2 separate regions of the Homo sapiens genome follow, and region 2 is linked to region 1. Evidence: read pairs that join two places in POLR2A ChIA-PET (ENCODE). Cell type or tissue: endothelial cell of umbilical vein. All regions are shown on one strand. Each heading gives the region's core, and the rest is flanking DNA. Links, peaks and the distances in the headings are about the cores only.

Region 1 (7,841 bases), core at 2,612-6,611:
GAGGATCACCTGAGCCCAGGAGATTGAGGCTGCAGTGAACTGTCACTGTGTCACTGTACCCCAGAACCTAAGTGACAGAGCCAGACCCCATCACACACCCAAAAAAGAAATCGTTACACATTTTATCCATATGACAAAATATCACAAGTACCCCATAAATGTGTAAAATATTCTGTATCAATGTAAAACTTTTTAAAAATTTTAAACTGAAATTAAAATGAAATGCAGTTAAAAGTTTTGTTCCTTGGTAAAAATTGGAGCCCTGGTACACTGTTGGTGGGAATGTAAAATACTGCAGCTAGGCTGGGCACAGTGGCTCACACCTGTAATTCCAGTACTTTGGGGGGCCAGGGTGAGTGGATCACTTGAGGTCAGGAGTTCGAGACCAGCCTGGCCAACACGGTGAAACCCCGTCTCTACTAAAAATACAAAAAAATTAGCGGGGTGTGGTGGTGGGCACCTGTAATCCCAGCTACTCGAGGCTGAGGCAGGAGAATTCCTTGAACCCAGGAGGTGGAGGTTGCAGTGAGCCGAGATCGAGTCACTGCACTCCAGCCTGAGTGACAGAGTGAGACTCCATCTCAAAATAAATTTTTTAAAAAAGAATAAATCCTATATTATTCCACTTATATGAGGTTCCTAGAGTCATCAGAGTCACAGAGACAGAAAGTAAAATGGGATGTCGGGCGCAGTGGCTCACACCTGTAATCCCTGCACTTTGGGAGGCTGAGGCAGGAGGATCACGAGGTTAGGAGTTCAAGACCAGCCCGGCCAACATGGTGAAACCCCATCTCTACTAAAAATACAAAAATTAGCTGGGTGTGGTGGTGGGCGTCTGTAATCCCAGCTACTCTGGAGGCTGAGGCAGGAGAATCACTTGAACCCGGGAGGCAGAGGTTACAGTGAGCTGAGATCGCGCCACTGCACCCCAGCCTGGGCAACAAAGCAAGACTCCATCTCAAAAAATAAAAATAAAAAAAAAGAAAAGAAAAAGAAAGTAAAATGGCAGGTGCCAGGAGTTGGGGAGGAGGATGAGTGTGACTGTTTCATGGGGGCAGAGTTTCAGTTTGGTTAAGGTGAGAAAGTTCTGGAGATGGGTGGTGGTGATGGTTGCATAGCCACATAAAAGTATTTAATACCACTGAACTATACATTTAAACATGATTACAATGGTGAATTTTATGCTATGTGTATTTTACCACAATTAAAAAAAAAATTGGATTTCCTAGTTGCACTAAGCACATTCAGAAGCCACAGGGGAGAAGTGGCTACTATGTTGGATGGCCCAGATAGAGAACATTTCCGTCATCGCAGAAATTTCGACCAGATGGTGCTGTTCATATATGGATGTAGCTTCTGGGGCCACTTCTGTTCCCTGAGTTTGGCCGGTGGGATCCACTGTGCTGAGAATCACAGTCTGGGGATTTGGGGTGAAGAACACTCCCCAACTTTCTTTCTTATTTTTTGTTTTGTTTCATTTTTTGTTTTGAGACAGAGTCTCCCTCTGTCACCAAGGCTGGAGTGCAGTGGCATGATCTCGGCTCCCTGCAACCTCCCCTCCCAGGTTCAAGCGATTCTCCTGCCTCAGCCTCCTGAGTAGCTGGGATTACAGACGCCCACCACCACACCCGGCTAATTGTTTGTATCATCAGTAGAGATGGGGTTTCACCATGTTGGCCAGGCTGGTCTGAAACTCCTGACCTCAGGTGATCCGCCCACCTTGGCCTCCCAAAGTGCTAGGATTACAGGCATGAGCCACCACAACCAGCCTTTTTTTTTTCCTTCCTTCCTTCCTTTTCTCTCTCTCTTTGTCTCTCTCTCTCTTTTTTTTTTTTTTTTTTGACAGAATTTTGCACTTGTTGCCCAGGCTGGAGTATAGTGGCACGATCATGGCTCACTGCAGCCTCCACCTCCCAGATTCAAGTGATTCTCGTGCCTCAGCCTCCTGAGCAGCTGGGATTACAGGCATGCACCAGCACACCTAGCTAATTTTTGTATTTTTAGTAGAGACAGGGTTTCACCATGTTGACCAGGCTGGTCTCAAACTCCTGACCTCAGGTGATCCACCCGCCTCGACCTCCCAAATTGCTAGGATTACAGGCGTGAGCCACCACACCGAGCCACATTTGCATGTTTAAGTAACTAACATGTCTCCTCCATTAGACCTTGTGCTCCCAAAGGCAGGATCTGCAGCCACTTTTTTCCCCACAGTGGCCACAGTATCTAGATTAGTGCAAGCAAATGTCTGTTGAAGCAATCAGTGGTTTGGGGGCAAGTTACTTAACCTCCCTGTACCTCAGTTTCCCCATTTGTAAAACAAAAAAATAAAGGAGCTAACAGTGTATCTACTTCACATGTGGGGTGCAGCAGCATGCTGGAGTTGGCTTGCTGGAGCCAGTGGTGAAATTTTCAGGCAATTTGTGAGCCATTTGTTAAACATAGATATTCATAAAAATTACATAAACCTACAGTTAAACAAATTACATTAAAAACAAAAGTTTTTAAATTAACAAAGCTTTTTAAAAGTAACAAATACTCAAAACTCACCACCTCCTAATATCATACGATGTTTTCCTATTATTTGTGCTGTTGAGGTTATTTACTACTTTTGTGTCAATAGTAGATACATTTTGTGTATACTTATAAATACTACTTAGAGGAATGCTACTGTGTATCTTTTGTCAGCTTATGTTTAGTAACTTCATGTTGGTGGCCTGAAATCCACCACTGGTAGGAATATTTACACCATGGAAATCGGCAAATGCTATATAAATCTGGGCCTCCCTGGGCCCCTCCCTCAGGCAGCTGTTAAACATTTACAAGCTCACCAATGGTTTGGAGGCTTAAACCAGTTAATAGATGTGTCTGACATGTGGGTAATGATGTAGACGTGCCGCTTTTACTGTTAGTGTTTGGTTGGCTTTCACTGTCTGATCCAGAATTGCTGCATATGCAGACAGGAATTGGACAAAGCCATTTATTTATTTATTTATTTATTTATTTATTTATTTATTTATTTCCCTCTCTCTCTCTCTCTCTCTCCAGTTTGCCCGACCATCTGTAAGTCACACGGCTGCACCGCCGAAGGCCTCTGTTGCCACAGCGAGTGCCTGGGCAACTGTTCTCAGCCCGACGACCCCACCAAGTGCGTGGCCTGCCGCAACTTCTACCTGGACGGCAGGTGTGTGGAGACCTGCCCGCCCCCGTACTACCACTTCCAGGACTGGCGCTGTGTGAACTTCAGCTTCTGCCAGGACCTGCACCACAAATGCAAGAACTCGCGGAGGCAGGGCTGCCACCAGTACGTCATTCACAACAACAAGTGCATCCCTGAGTGTCCCTCCGGGTACACGATGAATTCCAGCAAGTGAGTTCTGGATGTGGGTCTGGGGGGCAGCCGAGAGGAGAAGGAACGTGGGGTTGGTTGTGACGATGCCGCTTGTTAAAACTGTGTGCAAACCCAGGGTTAATTGGCTATGAGTGAGGTCTCTGCTCTCAGATGCTACTTTTGCACCCTGTTTTGGTCCTGGGCTTGGGAGTGGGAGTTGACTACCTTTTTCTCTAAAGGACCAGATAGTATATACTTCTGGCATTGTGCCCACCATTCTTTTTTTTTTTTTTTGAGATGGAGTCTTGCCGCAAGACTCCCAAGCTGGAGTGCAGTGGCACGAACCTGGCTCACTGCAACCTCTGCCTCCTGGGTTCAAGCGATTTTCCTGCCTCAGCCTCCCAAGCAGCTGGGACTGCAGGTGCCTGCCACCATGCCCGGCTAATTTTTGTATTTTTAATAGAGACAGGGTTTCGCCATGTTGGTCAGGCTGGTCTCGAACTCCCAACCTCAGGTGGTCCACCTGCCTTGGCCTCTCAAAGTGCTGTGATTGCAGGTGTGAGCCACCGCACCCAGTCTGGCATTGTGGACCTCAGTTCTAAGCTTTCTGTGGTTGGCTTCAGAACAAGAAAATATAATAAGGACAGAGTCCTTGGTTTTCCCTAAAATCCTCCACGTGGCCTGTCCTCACTGATGTAGCTTCATCATTGTCACATAAAGGATATACCAAGGTCTTTCGTGTCTTCCCTGACCTGTAGCCTGGTGGTGTGCCAAGATTAGCCCAGAACATACTGTCTCCAGGAGGAAGAGACTCGCTTCTGCATTATTCTCAGGGCTTTGCTGTTCTCTGAAGGACAGTATAATCAAACCATTTCCTGCCGTTTGGGTGAGAAATAGCAGGGTTTTCTCTCTTCGACAGAGTCAGATTTCCTACGCACATCGCAGACTTTCTGTTCGTACTGTGAGCTTCTTCCATGAGCTATTTTGGGGCCGTAACTGAGTTGCAAAAATCTGTTTCCTGGTTTTTGTATTGAGGTTTTATGTTTTGTTTTAAAACACACACACACACACACACACACACACACACACACCACAAAACAACACAAAAACAAATCAGAAACAGACACACATCAAGAGGCCTTGAGCTGACCTGCTTACGTAAAGTATCTTCCTCTTCAGACTTGAGAATTAGCCAAGCGAGAGTGTTGGGGTGGGAAATTGTATTTCCCTGGGTGGAGAGGGCGGGAAGGAAAACAAGCTGTAATTTCAGTTCTTATGACTCTTTCTTTGAGTGTTTGTGAAACCTGCAAGTACAATATGTTTTGTTTTGCTCGTTGTTGATAAAAACCTACCAAAAAAACCTTTTGGCTTTATTGACCAAAAGGGTCTATAAATCACCTTTTCATACCAGACAGACTTTTGTTTTAGGTTTTTTTTTTTTTTTTTGGCCAGTGTATTCCCAAGATTGAGGAAATGACCATATTCCTTTTGATTCATTTCTTTCTTTTTAAAATCACAATTGAAATAAAAAAAATGGGTTAATATCTTCTGGCAAGATGTTTGTTTAAAAGACATTGGCCTTAAATAAAAGGCATTTTTCCCTCACCTTAACAATGGCCTGAGAAATATAGCAACCTCCTTTGATTTTCTCACTGATGATGCGGGAGATGCTAAAACAGAAACCCTGAGAAATTGACCGCACATCCTTGGTATCTGGGACCTTTCCTGAACGGAAGAAAACAAAGGAGAGGGGGGTGCATTGTCACCGTATTTTATTGCGTAGGTTTAAAAAAATTAATATTTTTATTTCTGAAGCTTTTAATTAATTAATTTATTTATTTTGAGACAGAGCCTCACTCTGTCACCCAGGCTGGAGTGCAGTGGCATGATCTCAGCTCACTGCAACCTCTGCCTTCCAGGTTCAAGCCATTCTCCTGCCTCAGCCTCCCAAGTAGCTGGGATTACAGGTGTGAGGCAGCAAGCCTGGCCAATTTTTTTTTGTTTGTGCTTTTGTTTTTTTGAGATGGAGTTTCATTCTTGTTGCCCAGACTGAAGTGCAATGGTGCGATCTTGGCTCACTGCAACTCAGCCTCCCGGGTTCAAGTGATTCTCCTGCCTTAGCCTCTAAGTAGCTGGGATTACAGACATCTGTCACCATACCCAGCTAAATTTTTCTTGTATTTTTAGTAGAGACCGGGTTTCATCATGTTGGCCAGGCTGGTCTTGAACTCCTGACCTCAAGTGATCCACCCACCTCGGCCTCCCAAAGTGCTGGGATTACAGGCATGAGCCACCGCACCTGGCCTGAAGCTTTTCTTTTTATCTTATGAAAGACTTAATCGTACTGTGGCATTTTCTAATGTGGTTTGATATCAAATAGGGCCAGATGTTTTCTTCCATTCTGGTGGCTTATCTGGGAAGGAGTTCTTGATGTTTTCAGAGCAGAGTTCTGGGAACCCATGTTAAAAGGCCTTGGCCAGGCACAGTGGCTTATGCCTGTAATCCCAGCACTTTGGGAGGCCGAAGTGGACGGATCATCTGAGGGCAGGAGTTCAAGGTCAGCCTGGCCACCACGGTGAAACCCCGTCTTTACTAAAAATACAAAAACAAAAAAAAAATTAGCTGGGCATGGTGATGCATACCTGTTATCCCAGCTACTCGGGAGGCTGAGGCATGAGAATTGCTTGAACCCAGGAGGCAGAGGTTGCAGTGAGCTGAGATCACGCCATTGCACGTTAGCCCCCAGGCAAGTGTGACAAGAGTGAAACTGCATCTCCAAAAAAAAAAAAAAAAAGGTCTCACCATCTACTGTCGTTCCAAAGTACCTGCTGGGATGTAATAGCACAGTGCTGCTTCCTGAGATGAGAAGGACCAGATATTTGTGATGAATAAATTTTCAATGCGTATGGGGTATCCACTGGGAAGGGGAGAATTACCTAAAATCCTTGATTCTTCTTGGCCTCTCTCACTTCTTCCTATTAAGCTGAGGTCTCAAATTTGTCTACACCTCCATCTATTTCACCATCATGTCTGGTCTGACCCAGTCCCCTTGAACAATCTCTTTGCTCCTGCTTCCATTCTAGTGACACTGGTAAAAAGTGGCCACCTGGGCCAGGCGCGGTGGCTCACGCCTATAACCCCAGCACTTTGGGAGGCCGAGGTGGGTGGATCACCTGAGGTCAGGAGTTCGAGACCAGCCTGACCAACATGGTGAAACCCCATCTCTACTAAAAATACAAAAATTAGCCAGGCGTGGGATTACAGTGGGCGCCTGTAATCCCAGCTACTCGGGAGGCTGAGACAGCAGAATTGCTTGAACCCGGGAGGTGGAGGTCGCAGTGAGCCGAGAGTGTGCCACTGCACTGCAGTCTCGGTGACAGAGTGAGACTCTGTCTCAAAAGAAAAAATAAAAGTGGTCATCTGATCATATGCCATGTCCTTCCCTAAAACCCTCCGGTGGCTTCCCAAGACCAATGGACAGAATCCAAACTCCTCATCGGGAGGGCTCGGCCAGTTCTCATTCTCATTTCATTCCGGTGCCCCCTGGCCGTGGTGGTCGTTACCGCAGGAGCTTTTCCTGCAACTTGCTACATCCGCTTTCCTCTGTGCCTTTCAATTAGCTGTTCCCTCTTCCTATAATGCTTGTCCCTGCATTTGAGAATGATCCACTTTTTCCCCTCGTCATCTAGATGGCAGCTTAAAAGTCACCTCCTTGGCAAATCCTTCCCGTCTGAGTCAATCATCCGTGCACTCTCTGTCACATCATTTAGTTTTAACTCTTCGATTTGTCACTAGCTGATATTTTTGTCTTTTTTTTTTTTTTTTGAGACAAGGTCTTGGTCTGTCACCCAGGCTAGAGTGCAGTGGCACCCACATGGCTCACTGTGGTCTCAACCCCCTGGGCTCAAGAGATCCTCCTGCCACAGCCTCCTGAGTAGCTGGGACTATATAGGCACACACCACCACACCTGGCTAAAAAAAAATTCTGTAGTGTTGGGGGTCTTGCTATATTCCCCAGGCTCGTCTTGAACTCCTGGGTTTAAGTGATCCTCCCACCTTGGCTTCCCAAAGTGCTGAGATTACAGGGCCTGAGCCACTGTACCTAGCCTTTGTTGTCAATTTATTCACTCTCCCCAACCAGATGATAAGCTTTGTGAGTGTATCAGCTAGCTCTTGTTGCGTAACAAAACCACCTCAGTGCTTAGTGGCTTAAAACACTCCTTTAGGAGCTCTGATGATTTCATGTGTTGACTGAAGGTTTGTCTGGCCTGGGCCTGTTTAGCTACGGCTGATGGTTTAGGGGAGCCTCTTGTGTCTTTGATGGTCAGTGGGGGTCTCTCTCCATAAGTCTCTTACCCCAGCAGCCAGGAAGGGCAGACCTCAATGTTCAAGTGCTTTTCAAGCCTCAGCTTGTATCACGTTTGCAAATATTCCATTGGCCAAAGCAAGCCATATGGCCAAGCCCAGATTCAACAGGTGGGAACATAGACTCCACTTCTTGGTGGGAGAGGCT
Region 2 (7,841 bases), core at 1,419-5,418, 1.0 Mb before region 1:
TTACGCCTGTAATCCCAGCACTTTGGGAGGCTGAGGCGGGTGGATCACGAGATCAGGAGATTGAGACCATCCTTGCTAATACGGTGAAACCCCGTCTCTACTAAAAATACAAAAAATTAGCTGGGCGTGATGGCAGGCACCTGTAGTCCCAGCTACTGGGAGGCTGAGGCAGGAGAATGGCGTGAACCCGGGAGGCGGAGCTTGCAGTGAGCCACGATCATGCCACTGCACTCCAGCCTGGGCGACAGAGCAAGCCTCTGTCTCAAAAAAAAAAAAAAAAAAAAAAAAAAACATAAAAAAATAAATAAGTCAGTAAGTAAATATAAAATAAAATTTTAGGCTGGGTGTGGTGGCTCATGCCTGTAATCCCAGCACTTTGGTAGGCTGAGGAGGGCGGATCACTTGAGGTCATGAGTTCGACCTCAGCATGGTGAAGCCTCGTCTCTACTAATAATACAAAAAAATTAGCTGGGCATGGTAATCCCAGCTACTTGGGAGGCCGAGGCAGGAGAATCGCTTGAACCTGGGAGGTGGAGGTTACAGTGAGCCAAGATCGTGCCACTGCACTCCAGCATGGGTGACAGAGCAAGATTCCGTCTCAAAAAAAAAAAATAAGAAAAAAAAAAGTTAAAAGGCTCACATTGTTTGTTTACCGAAATACATTTATTTTCAGAAGACACTTTCTCTCCCTCCCTCTCTCCCTGAAAGAGCAAGCCAGCATTGGCATCACGTGCAGAGGCTAGCCGTGAAAACAAATACAATGAACACAAAACAAAGTGCAGTCTTGACCAGTTCCCGATGTTGGCAAGGCTGCCAGCCCAGGCCCTCGGGCACTCCAGATTCAAGGGGAGGTTACCAAGTGTCTGTTACCATGCCTTGAAGGACACAGCAGCAGAACCAGGTACAGTGGCTCACACCTGTAATTCCAATACTTTGGGAGGCTGGGGTGGGAGGATTGCTTGAGCCTAGCAGTTCAAGACCAGCCTGAGCAACATAGCGAGACCCTGTCTCTGTTTAAAAAAAAAAAAAAAAATACACAGGCCGGGCACAGTGGCTCACGCCTGTAATCCCAGCACTTTGGGAGGCCGAGGCGGGCAGATCACAAGGTCAGGAGATCGAGACCATCCTGGCTAACAGGGTGAAACCCCGTCTCTACTAAAAAAAATACAAAAAAATTAGCCAGGCACCGTGGCGGGCGCCTATAGTCCCAGCTACTCGGGAGGCTGAGGCAGGAGAACGGCATGAACCCAGGAGGCAGAGCTTGCAGTGAGCCGAGGTTGCACCACTGTACTCCAGCCCGGGTGACAGAGCGAGACTCCGTCTCAAAAAAAAAACAAAAAAAAAAACACAAAACAGCAGTGGTAACAGAAGCCCTCAGCCTTGATGCCATGGGAAGGCGGCAGAGATTTCGGGAGGGACCGATTCTGGGAGTTCTCCTGGCAACACAGGCTGCCCTTGGAGGTTGTCCCATCCCTGGAGGTCACTCAGAGGCTGGCTGGCCTCTTGCAGGTGACAGCAGCCAGAGTGGGGAAGCTGGGTCAGAACAGGTAGGGAGGCTCAGCCGGACGCGGTGGCTCATGCCTGTATTCCCAGTACTTTGGGAGGCCGAGGCGGGCAGATCACCTGAGGCCAGGAGTTCCAGATCAGCCTGGCCAACATGGTGAAACCCCATTTCTACTAAAAATATAAAAATTACCTGGGCATGGTGGCACATGCCTGTAATCCCAGCTGCTCAGGAGGCTGAGGCAAGAGAATCACTTGAACCTGCGAGGTGGAGATTGTAGTGAGCCGAGATCGCACCACTGCACTCCAGCCTGGGTAACAGAGCATGGTGCTGTCTCCAGAAAAGAAGAGAGAGGGAGGCTGAAGGTGGAGGGTGGCAGAGACAGGAGCCTCGGGGAGGGGTGCTGAGGTCCGGGTAGGGTATCTTCAAGGGGTGGGGGTGGCAGATTGGGATGAGTATCTGGGGTAGATCTGGGAACTGCCTGCTTGGGCAGGAATAAGGGGACACACAGCCGAGGGGTGGGAGGGGGCGAGGAGAGCCGGTGGGCAAATTCCAGGCATGGAATTCTAAGATGGCATCATCCGAGAGGGAGGAAAACAACAGGGTGAGGGCAGCAGCCGTGGAGCTCCAGGGTCCCCAGGTATGTATCCACTTAACAAATTTTTTTTTTTTAAGAGACAACAGGATTCCACTCTGTTGCCCAGGCTGGAGTGCAGTGGCATGATCATAGCTCACTGCAGCCTCAAACTCTTGGGTTCAAATGATCCCCCTGCCTCAGCCTCCTGAATAGCTGAGACTACAGGCACCCATGCCACTATACCCAGCTAATTTTTTTTTTTTGAAACAGAGTTTCGCTCTTGTTGCCCAGGCTGGAGTGCAGAAGCACAGTCTTAGCTCATTGCAACCTCCACCTCCCGGGTTCAAGCGATTTTTCTGCCTCAGCCTCCTGAGTAGCTGGAGTTACAGGTATGTGCCACCACACCTGGCTAATTTTTTTGTATTTTTAGTAGAGACGGGATTTCACCATGTTGGTCAGGCTGGTCTCAAACTCCTGACCTCAGGTGATCCATCCGCCTTGGCCTCCCAGAGTGCTGGGATTACAGGCATAAGCCACTGTGCCCAGCCCTCACCCAGCTAATTTTAAAATATATATTTTTTATAGAGATAGGGTCTTACTATGTTGCCCAGGCTTGTCTCGAACTCCTGGCCTCAAGCCATACTTGAGCCTCAGCCTCTCAAAGTGTTGGGATGACAGGTGCAAGCCACCGTGTCCGGCCTCCAGGCATCCATCTGAACCTACATGGGCCTGCAGTCCTGCCTGGGTCTCAGAGGAGCTGGGGGCAGTGGGTTGAGACAGTAGCAAACTGTGGACCTCAGAGCCTGCTCCTATCCTGCAGGGTGGCTCAGGCAGCTGGAGTTCTCTGTGAAATCAAGTCACCACCTTTTTTTGCGGGAGATGAAGTCTCGCTCTGTCACCCAGGCTAGAGTACAATGGCACGATCTAGGCTCACGGCAACCTCCGCCTCCTGGGTTCAAGTGATTCTCCTGCCTCAGCCTCCCAAGTCGCTGGGAATACAGGCGCCCGCCACCATGCCCAGCTAATTTTTGTATTTTTAGTAGAGATGGGGTTTTACCACGTTGGCCAGGCTGGTCTCGAACTCCTGGCCTCAAGTGATCCTCCCGCCTCGGCCTCCCAAAGTGCTGGGATTACAGGCATGAGCCACGGCTCCCGGCCTCAAGTCACCATCTTGATACCCATCCACCCAGTGAAGCAAGAAGCCACAGAGAGCCCCTGCAGAGCACACGTCTTCCATCAGCCCTCTGGGTTGGATGGGTTGGCACAGAGAAGGGCCCCCAGTGGGGAGGCAGAGGCTACCTATCGTCCCTTTAAGGACCGGAGGTGTTTGTGTAACTGGAGGCAAAGCACTTCCTCTCAGATGACGGTCCAGGACCGCCCCTCCTCTGGGATACACACAGATGGAGTCCATCCCTCTCTCAGCAGTGGCTCTGAGTACCAGCCTGTCCCTTCCCCATCTCAAGATCTCCTCGGAGGCTCCCCATGGCTCCTGACCTGGCATTCGAGGCCTTTGTGACCTGGCCGAACGCACTGCCCTGTCCTGGCCTCCCTGTCTGCCCTCCCGCAGCCACCCTGACTCCGAGGTTCTCAGCCTAGGGTCTCCACGGGTGGATTCCCAGAGTCTGCTTCAATTTTAGGAATGTTGCTCCGATGCCATTCCCGGATGCCAGGCCTTTGCCTGGGCCGCTCCCTCTAAATCACTGTTCAGCATTCCGTTATCTGATGCCTGGCATGGTTAAACCTTCAAGTGGGCAGCTTGCCTGTGGCTGCCTCCAGGAAGTCTTGAAGACTCCCAGCCTGGGTCAAGAGCCTCTCCTTGGTCATGCACAGTGGCTCATACCTGTAATCCCAGTGCTTTGGGAGGCCAAGGTGGGCAGATCACCTGAGGTCAGGAGTTCAAGACCAGCCTGGCCAATATGGTGAAACCTCATCTCTACTAAAAATACAAAAATTAGCTGGGTATGGTGGCACGTGCCTGTAATCCCAGTTACTTGGGAGGCTGAGGCAGTAGAATCGCTTGAACCCGGGAGGCAAAGGTTGCAGTGAGCCAAGATTGCACCACTGCACTCCAACCTGGGCGACAGAGTGAGACTCTGTCTCAAAATAAAAGCAAAAACAAAAAGAAGGCCAAATGTAGATCCCAGCACTTTGGGAGGATGAGGCGGGCAGATCACTTGAGATCAGGAGTTCGAGACCAGTCTGGCCAGCATGGCAAAACCCCGTCTCTACAAAAGAATACAAAAATTAGCCAGGTGCGGTGGCTCACGCCTGTAATCCCAACACTTTGGGAGGCCGAGGCGGGCGGATCACGAGGTCAGGAGATCGAGACCATCCTGGCTAACAGGGTGAAACCCCGTCTCTACTAAAAATACAAAAAAAATAGCCAGGCGTGGTGGTGGGCACCTGTAGTCCCAGCTACTGGGGAGGCTGAGGCAGGAGAATGACATGAACCCGGGAGGCGGAGCTTGCAGTGAGCCGAGATGGAGTCACTGCACTCCAGCCTGGGTGAAAGAGCGAGACTCCATCTCAAAAAAAAAAAAAAAAACATTAGCCAGGTGTGGTAGTGGACACCTGTAATCCCAGCTACTCAGGAAGCTGATGCAGGAGGATCGCTTGAACTCGGGAGGCGGAGATTGCAGTGAACCGAGATTGCGCCACTGCACTCCAGCCTGAGCGACAGAGCGAGACTCTGTCTCAAAAAAAAATTAAAAAACGAGCCTCTCCTTGCCTTCAGTGTCTCTGATTGTTTTCCTTGTACCCTGGTTAATCTGCCTTGTAACTGCCCAAAGACACGTCTGTCTCCCCACTGAATGAGGGGTCTCTGGGAGGGCAGTAAACAAGTCCAATTCCTGTCTCAGCCCATCACTCACTCCCACTCAGGCCCCAGCCCTAATGTCGCCTTTTCAGAGGGGTCCTGACTGCCCAAAATAAAGTAACGTCTCCTTGCTCTTCATCACATTTCTGGAAAATTCTAGGAGTGGGTGGGAAAGTCATAAATGTCCTGTCTCAGAGTCTGACCCTCTGGAGGCCTCAGATTGGCCCCCAGCTCCTTCCAGACTCCAGCAAGGTCCCCGGGAAGCTGACATGTGTTAAGTGCCAGGTCCCTCTGTCATCTGTACTTTGCAACTGGGGAAAGTGAGGCATGGAGTCATCCAAAGTCATAAAGTAGGGAGTAGAGTCTGGGACTTGGACCCAAGCCTGCCTGTCTCCAGAACCTGCCTGTTACCTGCCACCCGAGGTACGCTACCCCCAACGCCATCCGCCCCCCAAGTCCAACCTCTCAGGCTGCAGCCATAAGGACCCAGGATGGCTGACATCACTTCACATTTATCGGGTGCCCACTGCATACCAACTACACACTGGGATCCCAGCAGAGAACAGAGTAGACAAGAAATTTCACTCCATGGAGCCAATATTCTGGACATGGTGGAGATGAGGGAGTGGCAAAGACTCTATATCTTAATTTTTTTTCAGAAATGGGGTCTTGCTATGTTGCCCAGGCTGGTCTTGAACTCCTGGGCTCAAGTGATCTGCCCAACTTGCCTCTCAAAGTGCTGGGATTACAGGCATGAGCCACCTGATCTGGCCCTGCATTTTGATAATTTGTTTGTTTTGTTATTGTCAGGTGGAGAGAAAAATAAGGCAGGAAAAGGAATGAGGAGTCAGGCAGTGGGGGCTGTAATTTTCTTTTTTTTTTTTTTTCCAAGACAAAATCTCTCTCTGTCGCCCAGGCTGGAATGCAGTGCCACCATCTCAGCTCACTGCAACCTCCATCTCCCAGGTTCAAGTGATTCTCCTGCCTCAGCCTCCCAAGCAGCTGGGATTACAGGCGCCCACCACCACGCCTGGCTAATCTTTGCATTTTTAGTAGAGACGGGGTTTCACCTTGTTGGCCAGGCTGGTCTTGAACTCCTGGCCTCAGGTGATCTGCCCACCTCAGGCTCCCAAAGTGCTGGGATTACAGGTGTGAGCCACGGTGCCTGGCAGGGCTACAATTTTAAAGAGGGAGGTCAGGAAGCCCTCCCTGAGAAGGTAGGGAGGTGAGGGAGGAAACCCTGATGATAGAACATTCTAGAAAGGGGGAAGAGCCAGTGCAAAGGCCCTGAGGCAGGGCCAGGCATCCTGGACTCGAGGCACAGAGAGGTGGCTTATGCCTGCCCTCACCAACATCCCAGATGGAGAAACAAAACCCAGAGGACCACCTCCCTCCCGTCCTGTTACCGTCTGGGTGCCATCACCCTAAAAAGCCCAGCCCCTATTCCCCTGTCCCTGCTGTGGCTCATCACACCTGCCAGATCACAGAGGAGTGCCAGGGACAAGGGATGCCCCCTCCCAGTTTGGACGGGGATGGAGGGGACAGTCCGGGTCACAGTGCCGTGGCTCAACAGAACCTCAGATCTAGGCTCCAGCATCCAAGTGTCTAAATTCCCTCCCAGTGAAGCCCAGGTTCGTGGTGGGAGTGGGGAGGGTGCCCAGGCTCTTGTGGGGTACAGGGAGAGGGGACCGAGTTCTCTCTCTTTTGCCTGGGAAGGGAGCGACTGCAGGCTAGAGGCTGGCCCATCCCCCAGACACACCCGCTGCTTGTTTTTTGTTTTTTTTTTTTTGAGACAGAGTCTTGCTCTGTTGCACAGGCTGGAGTGCAGTGGTGTGATCTCTGCTCACTGCAACCTCCGCCCCCCTGGTTCAAGCAATTCTCCTGCCTCAGCCTCCTGAGTAGCTGGGACTACAGGCACACACCGCTGCACCTGGCTAATTTTTGTATTTTTAGTAGAGACAGGGTTTCGCCATGTTGGCCACGCTGGTCTCGAACTCTTGACCTCAGGCGATCCACCCACATCGGCCTCCCAAAGTGCTGGGATCACAGGTGTGAGCCACCGCGCCTGGCCCTGCTGCTTGGCTTTTGCTGTTTGTCCTCTAGGCCCCTGATCGAGGCTACCATCCCTGCATCCCTAGGGCTCCCCCATCACCTATCTGAGAACGTCCTGGCTCCTCCATCCAGCTCTGGCTGCTTGCCCACTGGCTGCTGCCGTTGCTTCTTCCTCCTCGTCCTCCCCCTCCTCTTCCTTTTTCTCCTCCTCCTCCTCCCTCTCCTCCCCCTCCTCTTCCTTTTTCTCCTCCTCCCCCTCCTCCCTCTCCTCCCCCTCGTCTTCCTCCCTTTCCTCTTCCTCCTCCCCTCCCACCTCCTCCCCACTGCCCTTCATCTCCTCTGCTTCCATACGCTCATCAGTACCCTTCCCTGGCTACTTCCCTCTCCCAGTTCAGCTGAGCCCCATTGTGTGGAGGGGAGGAGGAGAAGTCTTGGCCACTGCGTAGTCCTCCTCTCCTTCCTCCTGCCAGCTTCCTCAGCCTTCAAGGTTCGAGCACCCCAGCACAGGTGACCACTGCACATACAGGACGACAAAGTAACCGTGCAAAAGCAGTAGGGTCCCATAACCTTTCACTCCTCAAGTCCCCTTGAGCAAGGACTCTCCAGGGTATGCTGTGGTTGGACTGGGGGTTCCCAAGGACCTTCAGTCTCTTCATCTACTCCTCTCTCTACTCTATGACTCCTTGCTTAGTTTGCTCCAGCCACCCCAGCCTCATTGCATTCCTCCAACACACCATGCCTGTTCCAGCCTCAGGGCCTTTGCACCTGCTGGGCCTTCTGCCCGGAGCACTCTTCCTCCAGATGTCTAGCTGCTCCTTCAAGCCTCATCCTTGTCCCCATCACCTTCTCCCTGCGGGGACATCAGCTCCGTAAGGCTTCCTGTGGCTGTCTGT

The links. ChIA-PET counts read pairs that join two places held together with the same protein. Peaks named below come from ENCODE experiments on the same cell type or tissue, not always from the same donor. Only the 100,000 strongest peaks of a DNase experiment are listed, where the experiment ranks them.
Region 2: POLR2A ChIA-PET joins it to region 1 with 7 read pairs; 2 of 35 experiments call an interaction of 5 or more read pairs at or near these places.

What each region holds. Positions count from the first base shown.
Region 1 is chr19:7,179,842-7,187,682 of GRCh38, reverse strand. INSR (insulin receptor) reads left to right here. Exons shown (of 22, transcript NM_000208.4): 3 at 3,046-3,367. Among named protein-coding and RNA genes, the nearest start is that of INSR, 110 kb to the left of the region's middle. In endothelial cell of umbilical vein, for the core only: no CTCF peak of the experiment used is centred there; a DNase peak (open chromatin) is centred at 4,562; H3K27ac peaks cover 1,581 bases.
Region 2 is chr19:8,214,323-8,222,163 of GRCh38, reverse strand. All of the region lies in intron 2 of CERS4 (ceramide synthase 4), which reads right to left. Among named protein-coding and RNA genes, the nearest start is that of CERS4, 8.9 kb to the right of the region's middle. RefSeq lists enhancers at 1,530-2,036, 6,484-6,985. In endothelial cell of umbilical vein, for the core only: no CTCF peak of the experiment used is centred there; no DNase peak of the experiment used is centred there.